Linked DNA regions of Homo sapiens: region 1 is linked to region 2. A link is an interaction called in ENCODE POLR2A ChIA-PET data of the cell type or tissue named here. Cell type or tissue: Panc1. All regions are shown on one strand. Links, peaks and the distances in the headings refer to the core of each region. The heading gives the core; the rest is flanking DNA.

The links. ChIA-PET counts read pairs that join two places held together with the same protein. Peaks named below come from ENCODE experiments on the same cell type or tissue, not always from the same donor. Only the 100,000 strongest peaks of a DNase experiment are listed, where the experiment ranks them.
Region 1: POLR2A ChIA-PET joins it to region 2 with 5 read pairs; 3 of 35 experiments call an interaction of 5 or more read pairs at or near these places.

What each region holds. Positions count from the first base shown.
Region 1 is chr6:107,077,189-107,082,563 of GRCh38, forward strand. The region is part of intron 3 of BEND3 (BEN domain containing 3); the gene reads right to left. Among named protein-coding and RNA genes, the nearest start is that of BEND3, 36 kb to the right of the region's middle. In Panc1, for the core only: no CTCF peak of the experiment used is centred there; a DNase peak (open chromatin) is centred at 3,046.
Region 2 is chr6:107,008,359-107,013,733 of GRCh38, forward strand. No RefSeq gene overlaps it. Among named protein-coding and RNA genes, the nearest start is that of MTRES1, 17 kb to the right of the region's middle. In Panc1, for the core only: no CTCF peak of the experiment used is centred there; no DNase peak of the experiment used is centred there.

The DNA of each region.
Region 1 (5,375 bases), core at 211-5,210, 69 kb after region 2:
TCGAACTCTTGAGCTCCAGTAATCGGCCCACCTTGGCTTCCCAAAGTGTTGGAATTACAAGTGTGAGCCACCACATCTGGCCAAAACAATTTTTTTTTAAATTAAATCAGAGACAGGGCTGCACTAAGTTGCCTATGTTCACAGGCGTGACCCCACTACTGATCAGCAGGGGAGTTCTGACCTGCTCTGTTTCTGACCTGAGCCGGTTCACCCCTCCTTAGGCAACCCAGTGGTACCCCTCACTAAGTTCAGCATCAATACGGTGACCTCCCAGGATCAAGCCAGACACAGTCTCTGCTCTCACGGCTCTTACTCTGTGGGTCATCCTTCTGCTGCCAACACTATATGGTAAGGGTGAAGGATGTGCTAAGATGGCCGAAGAAACAAGATTCTGGGGAGATAAAGCAACTATAATGAAGGGAAAAGAGGAAGAACAGAAGACCTAGCAAGATATGAGTGCACCTAAGGCTTCTCATGCATCTTACAAATATCCCAGTATCCCACCAGCATGATGTTTGAGTGCCCAGTTCGGAATCACGCAGGCTTGGTAGTGCTAACTTATCTGAGCCTCATTAAAATGGGAATGTACCTATCTGCGATAGTTGTTGAGAGACTTCTTAAGAATCCTCGGCTCACACCACAGTAACTGACACTCAGGAGGTGTTCTGTGCATTTGCACTGCATGAGATGCCATTTCCATTTTCCAAATGAAAAACAAACCACAGAGACATTTTAGGACTTAAAAAAATAAACGAAAAACCCCAGGAGAACAAAGCTAACCTCTGCCTGGCATACGGCTCTTGAACACTGCCCCACTTCTGTGAACAAAAAGATGATTACCAATAAAAACTTTGGCTATGCACCTCCCACATCTGCTGTATTTGGCTACGAAGTCCTCTCCAACAGAGGTGCCAAATAAGTCTTTACACAGCCCTTTGTTAGACTTTTTGAGGGAGGTTTTTTCTTCTAAGCATTGTACTAAATGTCACTCATAAAACAAGTTGTCAACATTGATAGACGCCTGCCTGTGACATGCTGTTAGCATCAGGGCTCCCCACTTTGCCCTCCTGCACTTTCCTTGGGGCAGGGGAGAGAAGACAGGAGATGGTCTATGTCCTGACTGGATGGTGCCCAGGCTGGGTGTCCTCAAGGGCATCAGGTGGCCTCCCTTGATGGTGCCATGCTGATTTCATTCTGATAAATGTAGAGGGAGGCAGCTGAATGCTGGTCATGGGGTTGAGGGCTGGAGATGGGAGCTCAGAGGCAATAAATAAACATTTCTTTTTGAGACAGAGTCTCACTGTCACCCAGGCTGGAGTGCAGTGGTGCAATCTCGGCTCACTGCAAGCTCTGCCTCCTGGGTTCATGCCATTCTCCTGCCTCAGCCTCCCAAAGTGCTGGGATTACAGGCGTGAGCCTCCGTGCCCGGCCCAGTAAACAACATTTCTAAAGGCTGACATGGAGCATGCCCCATGCTGCGTCCTCATGTGGACTATCTCAGTGATCCACAACAGCCCAGCGAGGCGGGCAGTGTCACCCCTCATGACGGTGGAGGAACCTGAGTTTTGGCGATCTGCCCCTCGTCTGACCCCAGATTCTCTGCTTGTTCTTGTATTTTAGCATGCTGGTAGTGATATGGGAGGGGGCTATGGAAGTGCTGGGTAGAGAAGGGCGGGTCCCTGGCTAGGGCTCCACCCTCAGGCCTGTGCCCATGGACCTAGGTGAGGACAGGCACTCCTGCCTTTGCACCCAAATGTTGCATTTTCCAAGACCACCCTGGCCTGCCACGCCCCCATTTCTATCCTGTGCCTATAGAAATCCCCGAGACCCTAGCAGGCAGGCACACAAGCAGCTGGATGTCCAGAGGAGCGGATCAGTGGAAGAAGATACAAGCAACTGGATGTCTACAGAAACACACGGGTGGAGGAACACACAACTGGGTGGATGTCGAGAGGATGTCGGGAGCACAGCATGATGACAGGTCATTGACCAGCAAAACAATGTGGAGTTTGGCAGGGGCAGTAGGAGGAGGGCCCGGGCCACTAAGCAGCCCAACTCCAGGGGAAATTCATTTTCCTTCTGGCTCCCCCATCTGCTGAGAGCTACTTCCACTCAATAAAACCTTGCACTCATTCTCTAAGCCCAGGTGTGATCCGATTCTTCTGGTACACCAAGGCAAGAACCCAGGATACAGAAAGCCCTCTGTCCTTGCAACAAGGTGGAGGGTCTAATTGAGCTGGTTAATACAAGCTGCCTATAGACAGGAGCAAAACTAAAAAGGCACCCTGTAACATATGCCCACTGGGGCTTCAGGAGCTGTAAACATCCACCCCTAGACACTGCCATGGGGTCAGAGCCCCACAGCCTGACTGGTCTGTATGCCCCCTAGAGGTTTGAGCAGTGGGGCACTGAAGAAGCAAGCCACACCCCCATCGCATGCCCTGCAAGGGGACAACGGAACTTTTCCCGTTTCAGTAGGATGACTCAGAGAAAGTGACAGTGTCTTCCCAATCAGTCCTGATAATCTCACCCCAGTAACAAGGCTGCCCCACTGGCACCCTGGCACCTTTTAACTTACATGCCTGAGTTTGCTCAGCTGCCTGGTTGAGGTATTAACTCGTTTGTTTTATGGATTAGATGGAATAAGGTATGGAAGGCACTATTTGTTGAGTAGCTACTGGTAACTGTTAGTGTGCTTCCTTTCTACTTTTTTTTTTTTTTAAATAGAGACAGGGTCTCACTATGTTGCCCAGGCTGGTCTTGAACTCCTGAGCTCAAGTGATCCTCCCGCCTCGGCCTCCCAAAACGCTAGGATTACAGGTATGAGCCACCACGCCTCACCCTTTCTACTTTTTTGATTATCACTGGCTGCATCCTCTAGGTTCCTCCTGTCTTTAATGAAAGTGCTTCAGAAAACATTACATATGGCTGGCTGTGGTGGCTCACACCTGTAATCCCGGCACTTTCGGAGGCCAAGGTGGGCAGATTGCTTGAGCCCAGTAGTTGGAGACCAACCTGGGTAACATGGCAAACCCCTGTCATTACAAAAATTAGCCACTGGGAGGCTGAGGTGAGGGGATTGCTTAAGCCCGGGAGGTCGAGGCGGCAATGAACCAGGACTGTGCCACTGCACTCCAGCCTGAGCCACAGAATGAGATCCCATCTCAAAAAAAAAAAAAAAAAAAAAAACAAAAAACAGGAAAAAGAAAAAAAGAAAAGAAAAGAAAAAGAAGAAAACAGTACATACACCCCACCCTACTCCAGTCACCATATATATCTTAGAAGAAACAGAAGATTCAGCGGCAGAGGATAAGAGAATATTCACCCTGAATTAAGACTAGTACTTTTTTGAAAAATTAACATAAGTATAATTTCATAAAACAGATGGATTGTTCTAAAGTCCCCAGGGTTGGCTGGGCACAGTGGCTCAAGGATGTAATCCCAGTATTTTGGGAGGCCAGGGCGGGTGGATCTCCTGAGGTCAGGAGTTCGAGATCAGCCTAGCCAACATGGTGAAACCCCATCTCTAATAAAAATACAAAAAAATTAGCTGGGCGTGGTGGTGCGCACCTGTAACCCCAGCTACTCGGGAAGCTGTGGCAGAAAAATCACTTGCACCTGGGAGGCAGAGGTTGCAGTGAGCCGAGATCATGCCACTGCACTCCAGCCTGGGTGACAGAGAGAGATTCCATCTCAAAAAAGTAAATAAAATAAATAAAGTCCCCAGGGTTCTAAGACTATTGACTTACTGGCACATACATCAGCTTATACAAATTTATTTTTTATTTTTTGGCATGGGATCTCAGTCTGTTGCCCAAGCTGGAGTGCAGAGGCAGGATCATTGCAGCCTCAACCTCCCAGGATCAGGTGATCCTCCCACCTCAGTTTTTGTATTTTATGTAGAGATGGGGGTTTCGCCATGTTGGCCAGGATGGTCTCAAACTCTTAGGCTCAAGTGATCCACCTAACTTAGCCTCCCAAAATGCTGGGATTACAGGCATGAGTCACAGCGCCTGGCCTCAATTTACACAAACTTTTTTTTTTTTTTTTGAGATGGAATCTTGCTCTGTCACTCAGGCTAGAGTGCAGTGGCGCGATCTCAGCTCACTACAACCTCCACCTCCCAGGTTCAAGCAATTCTCCTGCCTTAGCCTTCCGAGTAACTGGGATTACAGACGCCCACCACTACGCCTGGCTAATTTTTGGTATTTTTAGTAGAGATGGGGTTTCACCACGTTGGCTAGGGTGGTCTCGAACTCCTGACTTCAGGTGATCCACCCGCCTCGGCCTCCCAAAGTGCTGGGATTACAGGCATGAGCCACCGCACCTGGCCAAATCCAGGACTTTAAACACGATTTCCCCTTCAGATCTAATGGGTCAGAACTGCCTTCTGTATCCTATCTACTAAAAAGTACAGTAAATACACGTGACCATTTTTGTATATGTAGACTGGGCAAGTCATATGAGAAATACGCCAATGCATTTTTGGTTTTGATCCTTTTTCCCTAAACATGTCAGAGTCCCTGGGTGATACCTGAAGCTCCAGCCAGACAAAACTTACTCCCGGGAGACAGAGTGAGACCCTGTCTCAAAAAAAAAAAAAATAAATAAAGGAGAATATACCCTTTCCTTTGTGTCCCCAAGCATATGAAGATGCTGCCTTCTCTATGATCCTGTTACAATAAAAATGTGTTGAGTGAAAGGGTGAAGTGTGACATCATTTGTGCAGCAAGGCAACAGAATTATCTCGGACTGTCCACAAAGGCTACAACCTGATGTACACATGGACACAACTTGTTGGGAGAGCTTGCTGCTCCCTGTTTATAACAATAGCCACAATACTCCCTCCCACCTTTGTGTGAATGCCTCTTTGCAAGGTGATTTTATGCTTCTATCAACAGGAGACAGAGTCTACTTTTCCACTTTCGGGTGTAGTTTTGGATATGTGACTTGCTTTGGCCAACAGGACACTAGCACATGTGATGCAAGCAGAAGCTTGACAAGCCTGCCCTCTCTTGCCCCTAGGAATTCCTGCACTGTCATGTGAGTAAGCCTGGACTAGCTCCCTCCAGGGGGATAATGTACGTAAAGGGAAGCTCCAATCATCCCAGCCACTCATTCCAGGTGAGGACCCAGATACGTGAGTGAGGTTATTCCAGACTACCCAGCCCTGAATGTGTCAGGCCAAATCAGAACCACCAGCTGGTCCAGAGAATCATGAAAAAATAAAATAGCGGTTGCTTTTTATTTTTTTTGATATGAAGTCTCAGTAGTCTCGCTCTGTCACCCAGGCTGGAGTGTAGTGGTGTGATCTTGGCTCACTACAACTTCTACCTCCTGGGTTCAAGCGATTCTCCTGCCTCAGCCTCCTGAGT
Region 2 (5,375 bases), core at 92-5,091:
AATAGACCAGGCATAGTGGTTCATCCCTGTAATCCCAGCACTTTGCTGGGCCAAGATGGGAGAATCACTTGAGGCCAGGAGTTCTAAAACCAGCCTGGACAACATGGGAAAACCCTGTATCTACACAAAATAAAAAAATTAGCTGGGCATGGTGGTGTGTGCCTGTGGTCCCAGCTACTCAGGAGGCTGAGACAGGAGGATCGCTTGAGCCCGGGAGGCAAAGGTTGCAATGAGCTGAGATCGCACCACTGCACTCCAGCCTGGGCAACAGAGTGAGACCCTGTCTCAAAAAGAGAAAAAGAGAAATGAAAAAATAATAATATGACAACCAGTGCATCCAACAAAACATCCCTCAGTGATGGAAGTATTCTGTATCTGTACTTTACAATACAGTAGCCTCTAGCCACACGCAGCTGCTGGTCACTTGAAATGTGGTCAGTGCGAATGAGGAACTGAATTTTTTTTTTTTTTTCTTGAGAGGGAGTCTTGCTCTGTCACCCAGGCTGGAGTGCAGTGGCACAATCTCTGCATCCCGGGTTCAAGCGATTCTCCTGTCTCAGCCTCCCAAGTGGCTGGGACTACAGGCATGTGCCACCACGCCCAGCTAATTTTTTTTTTTTTTCTTGAGACGGAGTTTCACTCTTGTTGCCCAGACTGGAGTGCAATGGCACAATCTCGGCTCACCACAACCTCCGCCTCCCAGGTTCAAGTGATTCTCCTGCCTCAGTCTCCCTAGTAGCTGGGATTACAGGTATGTGCCACCATATCTGGCTAATTTTGTATTTTTAGTAGAGATGGGGTTTCTCCATTTTGGTCAGGCTGGTCTCGAACTCCTGACCTCAGGTGATCCACCCACCTTGGCCTCCCAAAGTGCTGGGATTATAGGCATGAGCCACCACGCCCGGCCTAATTTTTGTATTTTTTGCAGAGACGAGGTTTCACCATGTTGGCCAGGCTGGTCTCCAACTCCTGATCACATGATCCACCTGCCTCCACCTCCCGAAGTTCTGGGATTACAGGTGTGAGCCACCACGCCCGGCGGAACTGAATTTTTAACTTCAATTAATTTAAGATAACCACATGTGGCTAGTAGCTACTATATTGGACAGCACAGCTTTAGATTATCATTGACCTGCAACATAGGCAAATTCTACCTCATTATAATTTTTTTGTACTAAAAACAAACAAAAACTCAGCCACTTACAAGCTGAGTAATTTCAAAAACCTTCTTTAGCCTTTTGCTTCTCATTTTATTAACCTGGAAACCCAGCAAGAGGGACTAGATGACAGGAGAAGACTGACAGCTCAAAGTCCAGAGAATTGACCTCCGTTCCACCAAGCCCTCTGAGGGGACAGCTAAAGGGAGTAACCTGTATCCCTTCCCCAGATGGGAGGACAGACAAATGCTTATACTTCTACCCATGTGGATCCCAGGCGTTTCCTGCAGAGAGTGATAGGTGATGGGTTTATTCCAATCCATGACCCAGAGCACCATGTTGAAAACATCTACAAAGTAATGAAGCCTTAACCCCTTCTGTTCTTCGGGTTGGAGTGGTCTGAGATCATTTACGTTTTCATACAACTTTCTGTGTCAGGGAGGCTGGGCGTGGTGGCTCACACCTGCAATCCCAACACTTTGGGAGGCTGGGGCCAGTGGATCACCTGAGGTCAGGAGTTCGAGACCAGCCTGGACAACATGGTGAAACTCCATCTCTACTAAAAATACAAAAATTAGCTGGGCCTGATGGCATGCACCTGTCATCCCAGCTACTTGGGAGGCTGAGGCAGGAGAATCGCCTGAACCCAGGAGCCAGTGGTTGCGGTAAGCCGAGATCGCGCCACTGCACTCCAGCCTGGGTGACAGAGCAAGACTCTATCTCAAAAAAAAAGGAAACTTTTCTGTGTCAGGGATAAATCACTCAACTTCTTTCTCATAGGTTTTTGAGACTACAGACTACAGAGAATGAGGCTTGTAAAGGCAACGGGGTTTATAATTAGGTTCACTAAGGCTGATTATCTGATTTTTCTTTTTCTTTTTTTTTTTTTTTTTTGAGAGGGAGTCTCGCTGTGTTGCCCAGGCTGGAGTGCAGTGGCGCAATCTCGGCTCACTGCAAGCTCCGCCTCCCGGGTTCACGCCATTCTCCTGCCTCAGCCTCCCGAGTAGCTAGAACTACAGGCGCCCGCCACGACGCCCGGCTAATTTTTTGTATTTTTAGTAGAGACGGGGTTTCACCGTGTTAGCCAGGATGGTCTCGATCTCCTGACCTCGTTATCTGCCCGCCTCGGCCTTCCAAAGTGCTGGGATTATAGGCGTGAGCCACCGCGCCCGGCCGATTATCTGATTTTTCACCTGCAAAGAAAGCACTTTGCAATCCCTAAACTCCAAGAAGAAAAAATGCTAAATCCCCTTTCCAGATTTTCTGAGATAACTGGGTTTGTGTGTGCATAACAGTGGGAAAGACCTATCCAGTTCCCTTTCCTTAAAAGGGGAGTAGGGGTTGGCCGGGCGCGGTGGCTCATGCCTGTAATCCCAGCACTTTGGGAGGCCGACCGGTGGATCATGAGGTCAGGAGATCCAGACCATCCTGGCTAACATGGTGAAACCCTGCCTCTACTAAAAATACAAAAAAAAAAATTAGCCGGGCGTGGTAGTGGGCGCCTGTAGTCCCAGCTACTTGGCAGGCCGAGGTAGGAGAATCGCATGAACCCAGGAGGCGGAGCTTGCAGTGAGCCGAGATTGCACCACTGCACTCCAGCCTGGGCGACAGAGAGGAGGAGGAGGAGAAGTAGAGAAGTAAAAGAAGGGAGGAAGGTCTGGAGGGAGGGGAGGAGGAGAGGGAGGACAGCTGCCGTAGCCAGCCAAGTGTGCATCAGAATCACCTGGAGGGCTTATTAACCCATGGATCGCTGGGCTTACACGATTCATTTTGTTAAGTTTGGTGCAAAAGTAATTGTGGTGTTTGCAGTGTTGAAATTTGCCGTTTGCTATTAGAATGCATTCTTAAATAAGTGTGGTTATGTTATACACCGCTTTAATGCACATTTCTCGCTTTTTGTTTGACTAATGATTTATTACTTGCTGTTTATTTTATATTTATTTTAGACCATGGAAATGATGTTAGACAAAAAGCAAATTTGAGCGATTTTCTTATTCAAGTTAAAAATGGGTCGTAAAGCAGAGGAGACAACTCACAAAATCAAAACGTATTTGGCCCAGGAACTGCTAAGGAATGTACAGTGTGGTGGTGATTCAGGAAGTTTTGCAGGCCGGGCATGGTGGCTCACGCCTGTAATCCCAACACTTTGGGAGGCCAAGGCAGGTGGATCACCTGAGGTTGGGAGTTCGAGACCAGCCTGACCAATATGATGAAACCCTGTCTCTACTAAAAATACAAAAATTAGCCGGCCATGGTGCCATGCGCCTATAATCTCAGCTACTCGGGAGGCTGAGATGGGAGAATCGCTTGAACCCAGGAAACAGAGGTTGCAGTGAGCCAAGATTGCACGATTGCACTCCAGCCTGGGCAACAAGAGCGAAACTCTGTCTCAAAATAAAATAAAAATAAAAATACAAAATTAGCCGGGTGTGGTGGCACATGCCTATAATCCCAGCTACTGGGGAGGCTGAGGCAGGAGAATCGCTTAAACCCGGGAAGTGGAGGTTGCAGTGAGCCGAGATTGCACTCCAGCCTGGGCAACAAGAACAAAATTCCATCTCAAAAAAGAAGAAGAAGAAAATGAAGAAGTTTTGCAAAGGAGATGAGAGCCTTGAAGATGAGGAGCATAGTGGCCGGCCATTGGAAGTTGACAACGACCAATTGAGAGCAATCATCGAAGGTGATCCTCTTACAACTACAGGAGAAGTTGCTGAAGAACTCAACGTCAACCATTCTACAGTTGTTCAGCATTTAAAGTGCATTGGAAAGGTGAAAAAGCTTGATAACTGGGTGCCTCATGAGTTCAGCAAAAATCAAAAAAATCATTGTTTTGAAGTGTCATCTTCTCTTATTCTATGCAACAACAACAAACCATTTCTCAATCAGATTGTGACGTGCAATGAAAAGTGGATTTTATACAACAACTGGCGACGACCAGCTCAATGGCTGGACCAAGCGAAGAAGCTCCATATCACTTCCCAAAGCCAAGCTTGCACCCAATAAAGGTCCTGGTCACTGTCTGGTGGTCTGCTGCTGGTCTAATCCACTCCAGCTTTCTGAATCCAGGCAAAACCATTACATCTGAGAAGTACGCTCAGCAAATCAATGAGATGCACTGAAAACCAAGGGCTGCAGCCGGCACTGGTCAAAAGAAAAAAAGGCCCAATTCTCCATGACAACATCCAACTACACGCACAACCAACGCTTCAAAAATTGAATGAATTGGGCTACAAAGTTTTGTGTCATCCGCCGTATTCACCTGACCTCTCCCCAACCGACTACCACTTCTTCAAGCATCTCAACAACTTTTTGCAGGGAAAATGCTTCCACAACCAGCAGGATGTGTTAACGGTGGACAGTATCCAGGTTCTTGGTGTCTTGAACAAAGAATTGGACAAAACACACAAACAAAGCAAGGAAGGAATGAAGGGTTTTATTGAAAATGAAAGTACACTCCACAGTGTGGGAGTGGGCCTCGGCAGAGGGGCACAAAGACCGTGTTACAGAATTTTTGGGAGTTTAAATACCCGCTAGAGGATTCCATTGGCTATTTCGGGTATGCCCCATGTAAATGGAGAGGATGAAGTAAAGTTACAAAGTTATTTACGGCATACACCCTATGGAGAGGATATTTCCTGTTATAGCTGAAGTGTGAATTGGCCTTATGTTCCCTGCCTCCAGAGTCTATTGTCCTGCCTCAGATGCAAAAAATGCTTTCCAAGAGTTTGTCAAATCCCAAAGCACAACTTTTTACAATACAGGAATAAACTTATTTCTTGTTGGCAAAAATGTGTTGATTGTAATGGTTCCCATTTTGATTAATAAAGATGTGTTTGAGGCTAGGTGAGGTGGCTCACGCCTGCAATCCCAGTACTTTGGGAGGCTGAGGCAGGCAGATAACCTGAGGTTAGGAGTTTGAGACCAGCCTGGCCAACATGGTGAAACCCCGTCTCTACTAAAAATACAAAAAAATTAAGCTGGGTATGGTGGCACACGGATATAGTCCCAGCTACTCGGGAAGCTGAGACAGGAGAATCTCTTGAGCCCAGGAGTTGGAGGTTGCAGTGAGCTGAGATCACACCACTGCACTCTAGCTGGGCGACAGAGAGAGACAAGAGTCTCTCTCTCTCTCTCTCTCTCTCTATATATATACACACATATATACACACACGTATGTGTGTGTGTTTGAGCACAATTACTTTTGCACCTACATGCTAT